Linked DNA regions of Homo sapiens: all the other regions are linked to region 3. Evidence: chromatin loops called from intact Hi-C (ENCODE). Cell type or tissue: dorsolateral prefrontal cortex. All regions are shown on one strand.

The links. Peaks named below come from ENCODE experiments on the same cell type or tissue, not always from the same donor. Only the 100,000 strongest peaks of a DNase experiment are listed, where the experiment ranks them.
Region 1: it touches region 3 in a loop (2.0-fold over the local background); 3 of 110 quality-filtered maps call a loop at or near these places.
Region 2: it touches region 3 in a loop (3-fold over the local background); 4 of 110 quality-filtered maps call a loop at or near these places.

Annotation. Positions count from the first base shown.
Region 1 is chr6:158,416,423-158,420,422 of GRCh38, reverse strand. The region is part of intron 2 of TULP4 (TUB like protein 4); the gene reads right to left. Among named protein-coding and RNA genes, the nearest start is that of SNORA116, 95 kb to the right of the region's middle. In dorsolateral prefrontal cortex, no CTCF peak of the experiment used is centred here; a DNase peak (open chromatin) is centred at 2,482; H3K27ac peaks cover 4,000 bases.
Region 2 is chr6:158,406,584-158,410,583 of GRCh38, reverse strand. All of the region lies in intron 1 of TULP4 (TUB like protein 4), which reads right to left. Among named protein-coding and RNA genes, the nearest start is that of SNORA116, 86 kb to the right of the region's middle. In dorsolateral prefrontal cortex, a CTCF peak has its summit at 1,869; DNase peaks (open chromatin) are centred at 1,933 and 2,363; H3K4me3 peaks cover 367 bases; H3K27ac peaks cover 3,980 bases.
Region 3 is chr6:158,283,547-158,287,546 of GRCh38, reverse strand. It overlaps a transcript of TULP4 not described here. Among named protein-coding and RNA genes, the nearest start is that of TULP4, 27 kb to the left of the region's middle. RefSeq lists an enhancer at 1,334-2,048. In dorsolateral prefrontal cortex, no CTCF peak of the experiment used is centred here; DNase peaks (open chromatin) are centred at 1,686 and 3,740; H3K4me3 peaks cover 2,232 bases; H3K27ac peaks cover 4,000 bases.

The DNA of each region.
Region 1 (4,000 bases), 130 kb before region 3:
TCAGAGATCGTGGTCTATAATCATCATGCCTGACACTGGAAATCTGTTTTTTATTTAAGTCGTAGAACAGGGATTGGCAAGCTATGGCCTGTGAGCCAAATCTGACCTGTCACCTATTTTTGTATGGCCCACAAACTGAGAATGGTTTTAAGTGGTTGAGAAGAAAAAAATCAAAAGAAGAATGATATTTTGTTATTTGAAATTACATAAAATTCAAATTTCAGTGTTCATAAATCAAATTTTAAATTTTGTCAATAAAAATCTTTTGGAAATCTGATTTTCCTCTTGTTATATGATACCTATATAATATCCTCAATTTTGGCTCCTTGTCCACAAAACCTAAAATATTTACTATCTGACCCTTCACAGAAAAGGTTTGCAGAATCCTGCCCTAGAATATGATCAATTTTTATAACCCTTCTGTGTTTGAGAAAAAAGTATGTTGTCTAATTGGTGAATTAAGAACCTATAAATGTCCTTTAGGTCAAGCTTGTTAATTGTGTTGCTCAGATCATCTACATCTTTGCTGACTGTCGTTAAAATGTCTGAGTATGTCAATGGATTTATCAATTTTTCCTTTCAGTTCTATTAGTTTCCTTCACTTATTGTGATGCTATTAATAAGTGTATACATATTTAAAATATGCTCTTGGTAAACTACAGCTTACCAAATAATCCTTTCTGTCTTCTACGAACCAAATAATACTTTGTCTTCAAATCTACTTTATCTGATACTAACATACAGCTACATCAGCTTTATTTTTTTTCTTGGTATTTGCAAGATACATCTTTCTCATCCTTTAAATGTGTTTATGTCCTTAAGTTTGAGGTGTGGCTCTAAACAAGATATACTGTTATCTAGATTTTTACAAATGTAATCTGCTAAGCTGTATCTTTTGATTGGTAAATTTAATCCATTTACATTTATTCTAATTAGCATTATATTTGTTCCTGTTTTCTACCACCTTGGTTTACTTTTTCAATTTGTCCTACATTGTGTTTCTTTTTAATCTTATCTAACAAAACAAATGCTATCTATAATCTTCAATGTTGCTTATAGCTACAAACATTTAGCTTTTTAAAAAATCTATGGTATTAATGGATATATTACATTTCAGGTAATGAGAAAATAAATGAACAAACACCAAAAGAACATGAACTTCTTGCTGTTTTTCAAGTAGGGGTTATGGGTTTATGTTGTGTTATCAGCAATGTCTCTATCATGACAATGGCATGGTTTGTGAGATAGCTCTTGAATAGCTGGTCTGAGATTACTGAAAAAAGTTGTTTCCTCAGATAAACTCAGAACCTTGGCTTTACTGACTTTATGTTCCAACCAATTATACTGTCTGGTTTTTCTCATTAACATAAAACAATGTTTTTCAGAAACAACGCATTACATTCTGGAATAAAAATAAAAAGCTCTTTCATTTTGCAAAGATAATGCTATTTACTTACATGCATTTTAACTATGTATTTTAAAAAAGATTTGTACTAAAAGAGAAAACTATTTTGGGAAATCTCCTTAATCCATAGCCAAAACACATAGCCAGTAAAATGAAGCTTCTTAGAGATACCAGCAATTTTACATCACACAAAAAAACTGGTAATAGAGGATGTTCACATGGACTAATTGGGTTTCTGTTTATTTGTCTAGAGACTTGGTCTTGCTTTGTTGCCCAGGCTGGAGTGCAGTGGCACAGTCATAGTTCACTGCAGCCTCAAATGGATTGCTCAAGCAATCCTCCCATTGCCGCCTTCCGAGTAGCTGGGACTACAGGGTTGTGAAACCATACCAAGCTAATTTTAAAACTATTTTTGTTGAGATGAGGTCTTGCTATATTGTCCAGGCTGATCTTGAACTCTGGTCACAAGAGATCCTCTTGACTCAGTCTCCCAACTAGCCACTTGGCTCAATTTGGGTTTATTAGGTCAACATAATGTGATAAGACTATATCACAACTGGAAAAACAAAACCAGAGAAAACCAAGTATCGAATTGCTTAAAAAAAAAAAAAAAAAAAAGTGGTGGCTCATGCCTGCAATTCCAGCACTTTGGGAGGCCAAGACGGGTGGATCACCTGAGCCCAGGAGTTCAAGAACAGCCTGGGCAACATGGTGAAACCCTGTCTCTACTAAAAGTATAAAAAAATAGCCGGGTGTGGTGATGCATGCCTGTAATCCCAGCTACTTAGGAGGCTGGGGCAAAAGAATTGCTTCAACCCGGGAGGTGGAGGTTGCAGTGAGCCGAAGATGCGCCACTGCACTCCAGCCTGGGTGACAGAGAGACCCTGTCTCCCCCGCTCCCAAAAAAAAAAAAAAAAACACACACACACAAAAAGGCAGAAACTCCAGTTCTTTTAGTTTTTCAACTGCAGAAGGTTGCAATGCTCTTGCTTTACTAAAGAGTTCTCAGGCATGGATTAATTGAAGCTGAGCAGCAGGCTGACCATGCCATTGACCCAGGCAGCTTTTCATCAGACTGTCTCAGAGTGTGTGTGCCTGGTACAGCCGCCCCTGGTGACTAATACTGTAAAATAATGCATGTACTGTTCCAAACTCATTTTTGAAATAAAGGACTCTTAATCATTTCCTGAAAAAGAAATTGTTAAAGCATCTCTTAGCTTTTGCCAAATGTTTGATTACTTTGTGACAATGAAAAGCATGCTATATAATGAAAATAATCTGTCATTTCTTCTAAAAAGTAGTCTTTTTCTCTGAGCTGGTTTCAAGGACACTCCTCTTCTAAGCCACAGAACTTTTCCAGGTGCAGAAAGCCACCAGTTCCTTGACCAGTGATCCATCGTCACCAGTGTGTGGTGTCCTTTTTAGTCGGGTAAGATCTGACTCCAACACGATTAAAGGCAACCAAGCCTCCCCCAGAATGCCACTGTTTAATGATGACAGTTGCTCAGTGGGTTCTAAGATTTGAAAAATCTGAGTTCCAAATGGCAAAAGTAAACAAAACTCTAAAATGAGATCACAACATACAGTAATTACTTTAGTCAAACCTGGTAGGCAGGCATTTATGAGATTCTGGGTGCTTCCAGATGTTCTGTGGCCCAGGGAAGCTCATTTGCCTCCAGGGCTGAACTCATTCTCCCTTTCTTGTTTCTAATATCTGCTCCAAACCCTCAATGGAAAGAAACACAAGGGAAGTGTTGGATGGTGGTGACTGCACAGCTGCTATGGAGATGATAGAGGGCCCCTGCTCACAGAGGCTACTGCTAGGAGAATCCATGTGCTGGTGGCACTGCTTGGCTGGTAGGGTGGGCCTTTTAATGGTAATGAAGCCTGAGCTCCTTGGGGTATACAGTCATGTCGATTAACAATGGGGATACATTCTAACAAGTATGTCATTAGGCAATTCCCTTGTTGTGTGATCATCACAGGGTGCACTTACTCAAACTTGGACAGTAGAGCCTGCTCCACACCTAGGCTGTATGGGACAGCCTACTACTCCTAGGCTACAGACCTGTACACATGTGATTGTGTTGAACACTGTAGGCAACTGTAATACAATGGCAAGTATTCATGTATCTAAAGCTATCTAAACATAGACAACATACAGTAAGAATACAGTATAAAAGATAAAAAGTGGTTCATCTATAAAAGGGCACTTACCATGAATGGAGCTTGCAGGACTAGAAGTTGCTCTGGGTGAGCCAGAGAGTGAGTGGAGAGTGACTGAAGGCCTAGGACATTACCTTGTAGCTACTGTAGACTTTATCAACACTGGATGCTTAGGCTGCACTCATTTCATTAAAAAAATGGTTCTTTCCTCAATAATGAATTAACCTTAGCTTATTGTAACTGTTTTACTTTTTAAACTTTTCAGTTTTTCAAGAAGTTTGATACTTTTTTTGATCCTTTTGTAATAACACTTAAAACACAAACATATAGCTGTACCAAATTATGTTTTTCTTTATATCCTTATGCTGTAAGCTTTTTCTATTAATTTTTTTTTTCTTTTTAAATGTTTTTGTTAAAAACTAAGACACA
Region 2 (4,000 bases), 120 kb before region 3:
AGCCCATAGTCACTCATGTACTTCAGAATGGCCACTGTGGAATAGAACATGACAAATTAAGAACACGATGTTCATGACTGATCAGTTTTTAAATTATTTCCTTATTTAAATGTAATACCAATGAATACTCATCCACTATGACTCTCTCTGTAAAATAATACTTGATGACAAGATGTCATACTCCAGAGGAGAGAGGCTAGCCACATTTACATTTTTGCCTTTAATATCCATCAAAAACAAACCTCTCCATGAAAAAGGCTGCACAGTCACAGCATGACACAAACACAAAAGAGTGGAGGCAAAACATATTTTTAAATGATTTCTAATGTGAAATTGAAGATTTTTTGGTCTTATGACAACACAGTTGCCATTGTTGGATAAACGAAATGTTCACAGACTCAATTTCATCTTTTAGAAATTCTTAATCAGTGGCCAGGTGCGGTGGCTCACGCCTGTAATCCCAGCACTTTGGGAGGCAGAGGAGGGCAGATGACGAGGTCAGGAGATTGAGATCATCCTGGCTAACACGGTGAAACCCCGTCTCTACTAAAAATACAAAAACTAGCTGGGCGTGGTGGCGGGCACCTGTAGTCCCAGCTACTCGGGAGGCTGAGGCAGGAGAATGGCATCAACCCGGGAGGCGGAGCTTGCAGTGAGCCGAGATCATGCCACTGCACTCCAGCCTGGGCGACAGAGCAAGACTCCACCTCTAAAAAAAAAAAAGATTCTTAATCAGTTGAGATGCAGCAGTACATGGAAACATAGTCCCATTTACATACTTTGCTAAGAGTTCCAACTAGTATAAACGAAAAGGTGAGTAACACCCTTAAATTAGAGACAGAAATCTTTCCAGTGATTTTTGGTTTAAAAATAAAGCCAAACTGCTAATGCTGTTATTCTCATTTCCTCCCCTGTCTATAATTCACAGCTGCAGCCTTATCTCCCAGTAGCTTACTTCCTGTTCTCTAAATCCTTCCAGCCTATTTGGCAATGTTAGGACACACCAGAATGTTGAGGAATTACCAGCTGGGGGCCAGCTGGGTTCTCAGTTGCCCGAATTTTGTGCTATGGGGCCATGGATCTGCGCAGTTATCCAGGTATAGAGCTTCCCTTCCCTTTTCAAGGAGAATGTGACTCTCGTTGACTCTCAGCACCAAAGAACTTCTGTCTTGGGGTATTAGCTAAAGTGTATGTTCTTTGACTAAGAAGTCAGAGGAAAGGGTTAGTTTTGACCTAGGCCTTTGATGGTTCAAAAAGATACCAACCTATTACCCTCTCCAATATAAGACATGTTCTCTCATTTTAGAGTGTTACTATTATCAGTGAAGTTATTAAAGGCAGGAAAATCTACACAAAAAAACATAGGGCAGAACTGCAGAAAGCCTACATTTGGGCCATAATCTAAGGCCCTAAGTCAGTCACATCACTTCTTACACCTAGAACTACTTTTAGGGAAGGCAAAACAAGCATCACTTTGCCCATCCCAAGGACGTTCATCTTCTGAGTCAGGAGCCCTCCAAAGGGTGTTGATAGATTTACACAAGAAGCCATCTCAGGGAACAACCAATGTCATCACTATTCAGAAGGATTTCTCTCAACCTAAAACAAATGTAATTTGAATGAACACTAAATACACACAGCTCAAGGAAGAAATCCCTGTGATTATCACCACTCTGTTCTTCTTATTCTGCAATTTATTAAGTGAACCAGCAACAACTACAATTGTGCAAGAAAAACAAAGTGATTGCCAATTTAATTGTAGACACATGTGGTCATTTTAACGAACCAAAAGCACCCTGAAAAGGAGGCTGGAAGAAATTCAACTAGAACAATGGTTCTGCAGACTGCTGCCCCCAGAGATGTCACCGGGAGGTCAGTGGTGAGGAAGGCGGGCTCTGGAGTCTGGCTGCCTGGCTCTGACTCCGGGCCTCGTCATTCACTCACCAGCTGCACAGCTGTGGCCACCAGGACCCTCTTGCTGCCCCTTTCCTCGTCTGCTTGACGCAAGCCATGGTAGCACACCCCTCACGGAGTTGTGAGGAGTATCTTAAGAAAGGACCTCAGACCGGGGCCAGGCACACCGCAAACATTCAGCAAATGAGAGCTCTGTGTTATTAATTCACAAACTCAAAACTCCAGAAGATAAAGACTGCTTCAGCACAGTATTTACATATACAGTTTCCTCTTTAATAAAAGATAAATGTTTTGAAAGGTAATCTCCCTTTCCAGACCTGTCTCCCACCACTTGCACCCCTTACCCAACTCTGTAACTTAAAAAGCAACATCACCACATGCTTCGTGCCACCCTTGGCCAGGAACACCCTTCTGCCCCTTGCCGCCTGGTGAGTAAAGCCTTCCCTGAAGTTCCAAGCACTCCCGCTTGCTCTGCGTGCAGCACCTTCTGCACAGTCCCGGCCCATACGGTACACTGCGCTCCGTCACACAAATGTTCCACACCAGACTGAGAACTTTGTAGCTTTTGTTCTATTAAACTATTCTTGAAAGATGATTAACCGTTATCTGTTCCCTCTCTCTCTCTCAAGAGTAAGATGTTAAAACTGATTCAAATGATAAGGGGTTGGATAACAGCTTTATTGGGACAAAATTCACATATGTAATTCACCCATTGTCAGTGTACAATGCAATGGTTATTAGTATATTCACAGAGTTGTACAACCTTTACAATATGTTTTAGAACATCTACCTCAACCCTCAAAGCCCTGTACTTTTTAGCTACCACCAACCAACCCCACAATATTTCCCTCCAGCCCTAAGCAACCAATTCTCTGTTGTTACAGATTTGCCTACTCTGGACATTTCATATAAAAGGAATCATACGATATGTTCTCTTTTGTGACCGGCTTCCTTCTCTTAGCATGTTTTCAGGGTTTATCCATGTTGTACCATGTATCAGTGTTTACCTTTTAAATATAGCCCAGTAACATTCCATTGTATTGAGAGACCACATTTTGTTGATCTGTTCATCAACTTTTAGCTATTATGAATACTGCTATGAACTTTTGTGTGCAAGTTTTTTTTTTGTATAAACATGTTTCATTTTTCTTGGGTCTATACCTAGGAGTGGAGTTGCTGGGTCAAATGATAATTCTATGTTCAACTTTTTGAGGAACTACAGGACTGGTTTCCAAAATGATGCACCAACTTACATCCCCACTAGCAATGGCTGAGGTTCCCAGTTTCTCCAAATTCTAATACTTGCTATTGCCTGTCTTCTAAAAAATGACAGCCACCCTGGTGAGTGTGCAGCAGTTTGATTTGTGTTTCCCTGATGGTTAATGATGCGGAGCATCTTCTCATGTGCTTGGTGGCCATTTGTGTGTTTTTTGAGAAATGTCTATTCAGATTCTTTGCCCATTTTTAGTTGGGTAGTCTTTACTATTACTGAGTTTCTCTTAAGCCCTCTGAAACACTAACTACATGTGAAGAAAACTTTAGATTTTACTTTCAGATAGCCAAATTTATTTCTGTCATTTGAATGTTCACAAATCCAGTTCTCATTCAAACACAATTCAGTTAATCTCAGTTGGTTGGCAAGAATCTGTGAATGAAATGGCCTAGAGATAATACAGGAACTCAGAAAACAGATCTGTGGTCAAAGCCCTGGAATCTGGGGACCGCCGTGCCTCTAACCAGTTCTGAACCTGCATGTGCTGGGGGGTGACCTTCTAGTCCCAGCTTCCTTAGGACATGTACCAGGAAACACAGTTACACATTCCTTCCTGTATTTTCCAAACTTTTTTGTCAGAAAATAATATATCTTCTTATTGGATAGAGTTTATATTATTAGCCAGGCCTGAATTAGGAAAAAGTGAACTCCACACCAAATCTGATATGAATGCGAAACTACCATTCCATGCTTCTCATCTATTAAGTGGCAGCAAGATTCTTCCATTAAAGCAAGATAAAACAATGCTGAAGAGCTACATTATAATTACGGTCTGGAGGAAACCCAACAGTTAATACTTTCATCTTTTGACCA
Region 3 (4,000 bases):
TCCGTGCTAACTTGGGAATTACTTAAGGGTAAGGACTTTTAAATGTCTATTCATCAAGACATCTAGCAAGCAAAATGTACGTATATATTACGTATTCAATAAATGCATGTTCAGTTGAATAAAAGTGCTTTTATTTGTATACGGTGTTAAAACTGTTCTACTCTAGAAACAAATGACCCTACATAGGAATAAAAATACTTTTCCAATGATGTCGTAAATTATATTATTTTATAGGCCAATAAACTACAGGAGAAGTCTTTTTACTGCCACGACAGAAATAAACACTACACATGCATATGTCTGGCCACGCAAATGCTAGATGGAGCTTAACAACTCCATTCACCCTGTAATTTGAACCCAGATCTGTATGGATCTCAAACCCATATACTCCAGGTTGGCCTCTCCTCTTCACTGTAAACATCCCATTGTGTTCTAAGATTTACTACCTGGTTTATCTTCCCTACTACAATATGAACCTTCTGAGGGCAAGAAATAATGCCTTCATCACTGAATCTCCAGACCTAGAAAAGAACTCAGTAAATATCTGTTGGCAAATGACCATTAAATGTAGGAAGAAGCCCAACATGCTGACCCCTTCCAAAAGCATTACTGTGCGTCCTCACAAAAGAATAAAGAGATGAACTCAAGTGGGAAATTACAAGTCCTATTATGTTCACTATCTTCTCATTAAGAAGGAAATAGCATATTTTAGAAAATTTTCCACTGAAAGAGCTGAAATAAAAATTTGGGGTTCTTAAAAAGCTAAATTCTAGTCATCTAAAACACTGCAGTCTTGGATGGCAATAAACCCATAGAGCATAATTAAACAATAAAATTTGTCTTGAATTACTAATAAATACCATTACAATAAGAGTTCCAAGTAGCTAAAAATATCCCCAAGCTCCTGCCAATGTCCCACAGTTACAGTGTTTAAGTGATATCATCATACTGAAATTTACTAGGAATACAAGACCAGTAAGACAAGATCTTTTCACAGACCCATGGTAACACAGAAAATTTCAACTAGTCTATGATCTAGCATGTATACAAGAATAAACAAGTTTAGATGTAATAAAAAGTTTACTCTCGTGGTTACAGGTACAGAGGAAATTACTAAACACAATCCATTTCCTTTATAAAACAGAAGAAACACAGAAATAATTGCGAGAGAAAACAAAGGCTATGGCAAAACAATTCTGCATTACTTCTACCACCACATTCCATATTCCAGAAAATTATTATATCTGTACAAAGAAAGGTACAATTGATTTTGATAAATCTGAATTTTAGAATGTCTTTTGGATTATTACTTAGAATTCTTAAAGCTTAACTAGCACAAATTTCAGTAAATTTTTTAACTTACAATTTCAAGTTCTTTCCAAAAAAAACTGAATTGAATGAATTGCAACAGATAATGGCAGTTTGTAATTTTCCTAATTTTTTACAGCCAAATATTTTCATGAATACCTATATATTGTTAAACTAAAATGAAAACAAAACACCAATTTACATCATGATGAGTAAATCTGTTTTCACATCTGCTGCCATCTTTTTTACTTGCAAAAATAATCCCCTGGCATTTTCATGTTTTTCATATAGAAAGGACTCAAATGGAGAGCTGAAACGCAGCCAGCAACCGAACAGAGCCCTGGCTATAGCCCAGCCACAGTTGGGTTCTATGGGAGGGATGAATTCCAAGTGATTCCTTCTTGGTTCTGATGGTAAGCAGAAGTGCCTGACCCTCGGCCAACAGATGGACAGGGAAGACACAGAGAGCACACCCACATTGTCCATCTAGGCCAGAGATCAGGGCAGGGCAGGGCAGGGCGACAGGGGAACAAAGCTAACAATGGACCCGTGCCCATACAAATGGATGCACTTCCAATCCTAATACATGTGCTTACAACTACATGGAAGCGGCTGTGAGCTATTCATTCAATGATTTCCAACATACAGAGAGAATCTCAGGGTGGTGAACAGTACTCACAAACAGGCCTGGTACAGAAGGAATGAGCAGGCCTGTACTGTAAGGCAAACCACAGCAGGAATTCAGGTAGGAATCATCAGTCAGAGACTGAAGGGGCAGAATACAGATGTCAACATCATAAATGGCCAGCAAAAGTGTTTCCTTACGTTGCCAAAACTCTCGCATAATGACTTTTTGGACAGAAATATTCTTGTTTCCTCATTACAATGGAACTACTGTGATTAATCCAGCAACAATAAACAAATAATATGTTGTTTATTGTTAATAAACAACATATTATTTGTTATAAAGAATTGTTTATTGTTGCTTAACAACAACAAAAAATCTACTAACAGACCAGTCCAAGACTAGACAACATAAAGCTAACATAAAAATACAAAATCTGGACCCTGAACGTAAACTGTTCACAATCTGTTAGGAAGGGGAAATTCACATACATGAAATAATCAGAGAACAATTAAGAGTGAGGGTGTGAAGCTCTGTGTAGGGCTTGAACAATCAAAGACCTTGAGAATCATACCAGCAACAGAAAAGTGTTGAACCCGAAAAGCAGGAGAACTGGGTCCTTGTACTATCTGTGATCATTAAAGACGAAGACAAAGGAAGAATAGACATATCTGAGGCAGAAAACATGCTGGTTAACCTTTCATAGCCACAGAAACCCTGTGAGGTAGGTATCATCCCCATTCCACAGGCAAGGAAACCGAGGCTCACACCTCGGGCAAGTTACTTAACCACTGTGGTCTCAGTTTTTTCATTTGTAAAATCCAGGAATTAACATAATCAGCAGTTTTCAAACTGGGACCAGCCAAGCACCAGTTTTCTAGCATTGACTGAGAGCCCTGAAGTGGGCAGGGCTGCAGGCCAAATGTACCAAAGCCTCTGGTCAGCAGCTCAGTACCTATTTCTCCACATAATGTTTTGCCATTATAACCACAGCACTGAGAACAGCACTCAGTATATAATGGGTGGTCAGCTAAAAAGTGAGGAATGAACGAATCAAGCAGATGGCACGTCATCACTGACTTTAAGCTGACTCTCATTCACGGCGGCTCATTTCCTTATATGTCTAGCAATGTTTCTATCGTCAGCATATCCCCAGCTCTTCAGCAGCGGGTAGAGGGTAGCATTCTTCTTGAAAGGATTTGCATTTCTTTCTTTCTGCCAAGCAGCCCTGGGCTCTTCCAACTCAGAAGCATTTAGATTCGTTTCTCAGCTTGGGGTTTTCCAGACCATGCAGGTAGCATTAATTCAAATCCCAAGCCAAACAGTCTCAAAAGAGACTTTTTCTTTTTAACTCCATTTGCTGATGGATGTTTTTGTTTTGTTTTCCAGCCTGGTCTCCATCTGGCCTGAATGAGTCCCAGGCCCCGGCCTTCAGTGCTCACTTCCCAATTCAGTTTTAGACCTTCTGTCTCCCAAAAACACTCACTCCTCTTTCTCTTTTTCCCCACCTATGGATTTTTCTCACTTTCTTTTGATAAAGACTTTTAACGGATGTTTGCTGTATCTTTTGCAGTATTTCTAAGGGCTTAGAGTAGGAGAGTTTTCCAGAATATATGGTCAGCCTCATTTATAGGAGGGTCCATTATCTACCACTTTTCACTTTGGATGTGGTTTAGAAATCATTCCCTGAGGTTAAATGGGCGCAGAAACTACATAAGCCGTCAAAGGAGAGGAGGACACCCCAGGGGACTCCCAGAGGGTGAAGAAAAACACAAGCAGCCAATACAAGAGAGAGGCTGAAGCTGGCTGGGGTGGAGGAGGAGCCTGAGGTGCAAGAAGCAGACCTGCTGAAGCAGAAGGCTGGAGGCAGTTTATTTCCTAGTGAAAGGAGACCAACTTGCACTTTAACAGTTAGTTCTGAAGGATGACTGGTAGGTAAGTGAATATAATGATTCTATTTACTGGTACTTCCACCAATAAAGAGGACAGTTTAAGAACACAGTAGTATCACTTGCATATATAATTCTATAAGGACAAGCACACAGATCCAAAGTTGAATCAAATTCA